Regions from separate parts of the Homo sapiens genome. Here region 2 is linked to region 1. Evidence: read pairs that join two places in POLR2A ChIA-PET (ENCODE). Cell type or tissue: MCF 10A. All regions are shown on one strand.

Region 1 (2,500 bases):
TTTTCCTTCCTCACTTTATGCCTTTCCCCTCTATCCTGGCCTGTAAGGCTCCCACTGAAAAGTCTGCTGTCAGATGTATTAGATCTCCAGTGTATATTTTCCTTTCTCTTGCTGCTTAAAGAGTCTTTTCTTTATCCTTGACCTTTGGGAGTTTGGAGTATTCAATGTCTTGAGGTAGTCTTCTTTGGGTTAAATCTGCTGGTGTTTTATAACCTTCTTGTACTTGGATATTAATATCTTTCTCTAGGTTTAGGAAGTTCTCTGCTTATCCCTTTGAATACACTTTCTACCCCTGTCTCTTTCTCTACCTCCTTTTTAAGGCCAATAAGTCTTGGATTTGTCCTTTGGAGGCTTTTTTCTAGATCTTGCAGATGTGCTTGTTTTTTTAATTCTTTTTTTGTCTCCTCTGTTTTCAAATAGCGTGTCTTCAAGCTAACTCATTCTTTCTTCTGCTTGATCAGTTTTGCTATTAAGAGACTCCAATGTGCTCTTCAGTATGTCTGTTGCATTTTTCAACTGCAGAATTTCTGCTTGATTCTATTTAATTATTTCAGTGTCTTTGTTAAATTTATCTGATAGGATTCTGAATTCCTTCTCTGAGTTATCTTGAATTTTTTTTAGTTTCCTCAACACAGCTATTTTGAATTCTCTTTCTAAAAGATCACATATCTTGGTTTCTCCAGGATTGGCCCCTGGTGTCTTTTTTATTTTGTTTTATTTTTTGAGATAGGGTCTCACTCTGTCACCCAGGCTGGAGTGCAGTGGCATGATCTCGGCTCACTGTAACCTCTACCTCCTAGGCTTAGGTAGGTGATCCTCCCACCTCAGCCTCCCACGTAGATGGGACCACAGGTGCACACCACTGCAGCTGGCTAATGTTTGTATTTTTTGTAGACACGGCATTTCAACACGTTGCCCAAGCTGGTCTTGAATTCCTGGGCTCAAGTAGTCTTCCTGTCTCAGCCTCTCAAAGTGTTGGGATTACTGGTGTGAGCATCGTGCCCAGCCTTGGTGTCTTATTTAGTTTGTTTGATGAGGTCATGTTTCCTTGGATGGTCTTGATGCTTATGGATGTTTGTTCATGTCTGGGCATTGAAGAGTTAGGTATTTCTTGTAGTCTTTCTAGTCTGGGCTTGTTTGTATTTGTCTTTCTTGGGAAGGCCTTGCAGATATTCAAAAGGACTTGGATTTTGTAATCTAAGCCATACCTGCAGTAAAGGACAACCCAATCCCAGTAACACTGTAGTTCTAGTAGACTTGTAGAGGTACGTCCTTGGTGGTCTTCAATAAGATCCAAAAGAATTCCCTGTATCATAGGCAGTCTCTTATTCTCTTCCTTTACTTTTTCCTAAAGAAACATCATTTCTCTCTCTGTTCTGAGCTGCCTGGAGCTGGGGGAGGGGTGACACAAGGTCCTCTGTTGCCACCCGTACCAGGACTGTGCTGGGTCAGACCAGAAGCCAGCACAGCACTGGGTCTTGCCCAAGGCCCGCTGTGACCCCTACCTGGTTACTGCCTATGTTTGCTCAAGACCCTAGGTATCTGTAATCAGCAGATGGTGAAGCCAACCAGGCTTGTGTCCTTCCCTTCAGGTTGAGGAGTTCCTCTAGACCCCAGGTGGGTCCAGAGATGCCATCTGGGAGCCAGGGACTGGAGTTAGAAACCTCAGAAATCGGCTGGGTGTGGTGGCTCAAGCCTGTAATCCCAGCACTTTGGGAGGCCAAGGCGGGCGGATCCCCTGAGGTTGGGAGTTCGAGACCAGCCTGACCAACATGGAGAAACCCCGTCTCTGCTAAAAGTATAAAATTAGCCAGGTGTGGTCGTGCAAGCCTATAATCCCAGCTACTCAGGAAGCTGAGGCAGGAGAATCGCTTGAACCCAGAAGGCAGAGGTTGTGGTCAGCCGAGATCGTGCCGTTGCACTCCAGCCTGGGCAATAAGAGCAAAACTCCACCTCAAAAAAAAAAAAAAAAAAAAAGAAAGAAAGAAGAAAAAAAAAAGAAACCTCAGAAATCTTCCTGGTGTTTTATTTTACTGTGGCTGAGCTGGTACTCAAACCATGAAGCGTGGTCTTTCCCAGTCCTTCCTCCCCTTTCCACAGGCAGAGGAGCCTCACGCATTGGCCACCACCACTACAGGCCCATGGGGAGTACTGTCAGGCTACCGCTGATGTTCACTTAAGACCTGAGGGTTCTTCAGTCAGCTTGTGGTGAGTGCTGCCAGACCTAGGACTCACCATTCAGGGCAGTGGGCTCCTTTCTGCCCCAGTGCAGGTCCAGAAATGCTGTCCAAGAGCCAAGGCCTAGAATCAGGGACTCCAAGAGTCCACTTGGTGCTCTACCCCACTGTGGCTGAGCTGGTACCTAAGGTGAAAGACCAAGTCCCCTTTACTCTTCTCTCTGCTTTTCTCAAGCAGGAGTCTTTCACTGTAGCTACCACAACTGGGCATGCGCTGGTTTTCACTTGAAGCCAGCACATGTCAGAGTTTCACCCAGGACTCA
Region 2 (2,500 bases), 150 kb after region 1:
AAGGATATGGCTGGGCATGGTGGCTCATGCCTGTAATCCCAGCACTTTGGGAGGCCAAGGTGGGTGGATCACTTGAGGCCAGGAGTTCAAAACCAGCCTGGCCAACATGGTGAAACCCCGTGTCTACTAAAAATACAAAAATTATCCAGGTTTGCTGGCACACGCCTGTAGTCCGAGCTACTTGGGAAGCTGAGGCATGAGAATCACTTGAACCTGGGAAGGGGAGGTTGCAATGAGTTGAGATCGCACCATTGCACTCCAGCCTGGGTGAGGAACGAGACTCTTGTCTCAAAAAGTAAAATAAAATTAGAGGATATAATAAATATGAGGTCACTATCAGCCTTCATTCTTACACATTTTCTAAAATAGTTTAATAACTGTAGTGTAGATAATGTTATCTTCCTGGTAAGAAGTAATATCATTTCTTTTTTTTTTTTTTTTTTGAGATGGAGTGTCTCTGCCACCCAGGCTGGAGTGCAATGGTGCAGTCTCAGCTCACTGCAACCTCTGCCTCCCGGATTCAAGTGATTCTCCTGCCTCAGTCTCCCGAGTAGCTGGGATTACAGGCGCCCGCCACCACCCCCGGCTGATTTTTGTATTTTTAGTAGAGACGGGGTTTCACTACTTTGGCCAGGCTGGTCTCGAACTCTTGACCTCGTGATCCACCCGCCTCGGCCTCCCAAAGTGCTGGGATTACAGGCGTGAGCCACCGCGCCTGGCCTTGAAATAATATCATTTCTTATAACATAGTTTTGAATTCCCATTTCCTCCAGACTCCTGTAGGGTTTTTCTATAAGTGCTTTAAAATTTAGTACTCAGTATACCAGATTATGTTTTGGCTGTTGTGTCTGCTGCTCAGAGAATTTTAAGTATATGGAAGTTCCTTCTTGTCATTCTCACATTTTGCTTAATAGGAGTATTTTTCTGGAAAAGGATTTCTGACAATCAATACTTTTAAATGACTACATTCAGGAAAAATAAGGTGAAAATCATCTTATGTAGGATAGTGCTGGGAAAATGAATGGTGATTAATATTTGACTAGGCACACTTTTTCTGGTGTTCCTTATCAGTAAAGATATTTGCGTGTATGTGTATTAGCAGACGGTAAGGCTAAAGGCAGTTAGTTCATTGTCTTATTCCTGGTTCTGTTTTCTACATTCTCCCAACTAGAATGTCATTCATCCAACAAACAAATGATTATAATAAGTCAGTTTCGAGGGATATCTGATCAAGATGTTAAAATGGAATCCGCTTTCAAAGACATAGCCAGGGTCAAAAAGCAAGATCAACAACAGAATCTCAAAGCAGTATACAGGTCTGAAGCTAACAGGCCTGCTGGGCTCCAGTTACAAAAGTATCCCACAGGAGATGGAGAACCACAGCCAAGTTCATTGCTTGTGGTACCTGATAATCAGGCATGATGGTTTTTTTACCTACCTCCCCCATTAAAGGAAGAGATAATCCCTATCCTGTGCAAACTGTTTCAGACTACAGACAAGGAATTCTGAATAAATCAGTGTTTAATACTGATGCTAAAATCAAACAAGATTAGTACAGAAAACAAAAATTATAATCTTATGAAAATCATTTTTAAAAATCTAAATAAAATATTAGCAAATAGAATTACACATTATCAAATAGTAAACTATCCCAGGAAAGCAAGGATGGTTCAGCATCAGAAAATGTATTTATGTAATACACAATACCAAGTATTAAGAGAAAATCATGTAACTCTTCAGTAGATGCCCAAAAAGCATTCAGTAAAATCTGTCATTAATGATTTTTTTTAAATAATACTTCTTAGCAAATTGGGAATAGAAAGGAATGTCCTTCACCTAGCAAAGCCTGTTAAAAATATGTTTAATGATCAAATTAATTCCCATTAAAGTGGAGAACTAAATAAGGATGTTTGCTATTATCACATTTCATTATTGTCTATTAAATGAGAAAGGGAAAGTATGAGGATTAGAAAGAAAGATAAAAAGATCATTTTTTGCTGATGGTATGATTATGTACATAGAATATAAAACCCTATTAATAAGTTACTAGAGTTAGTAAGAGAATTCAGAGTTGCTGGATATGAGTAACACCAAAGAATAGCTTTCCTAAATAATCAGTGAAAAACTTAATTGGAAAAAAGATCCCTTTCACAAAGGCAATAAAGTAACATACATAAGAATAAATGAAATCCAAACATTTTTAAGATCATTATCTAGGAACCTCCAAATTATTTTTTTTTAAGACATAAAAGATTCAGCAAGTGAAGAACTACATCATGTCCATGGGTAGAAAGACTTAAATGAGAAAGATGCCAGTTCTTCAGTTAATCCACAGGTTCAGTGGATCTGCAGTAAGAATCCCAACATGATGTTTTGTGCCACTTGATAAGCTGCTCTTAAAATTCATATGGAATGGCCAGGCGCGGCGGCTCATGCCTGTAATCCCAACACTGTAGGAGGCTGAGGCAGGAGAATTGCTTGAGCCCAGGATTTCAAGACC

The links. Peaks named below come from ENCODE experiments on the same cell type or tissue, not always from the same donor. Only the 100,000 strongest peaks of a DNase experiment are listed, where the experiment ranks them.
Region 2: POLR2A ChIA-PET joins it to region 1 with 6 read pairs; 2 of 35 experiments call an interaction of 5 or more read pairs at or near these places.

The regions. Positions count from the first base shown.
Region 1 is chr2:39,404,095-39,406,594 of GRCh38, reverse strand. The region is part of intron 1 of MAP4K3 (mitogen-activated protein kinase kinase kinase kinase 3); the gene reads left to right. Among named protein-coding and RNA genes, the nearest start is that of MAP4K3, 32 kb to the left of the region's middle. In MCF 10A, no CTCF peak of the experiment used is centred here; a DNase peak (open chromatin) is centred at 1,064.
Region 2 is chr2:39,255,740-39,258,239 of GRCh38, reverse strand. The region is part of intron 31 of MAP4K3 (mitogen-activated protein kinase kinase kinase kinase 3); the gene reads left to right. Among named protein-coding and RNA genes, the nearest start is that of CDKL4, 13 kb to the right of the region's middle. In MCF 10A, no CTCF peak of the experiment used is centred here; no DNase peak of the experiment used is centred here.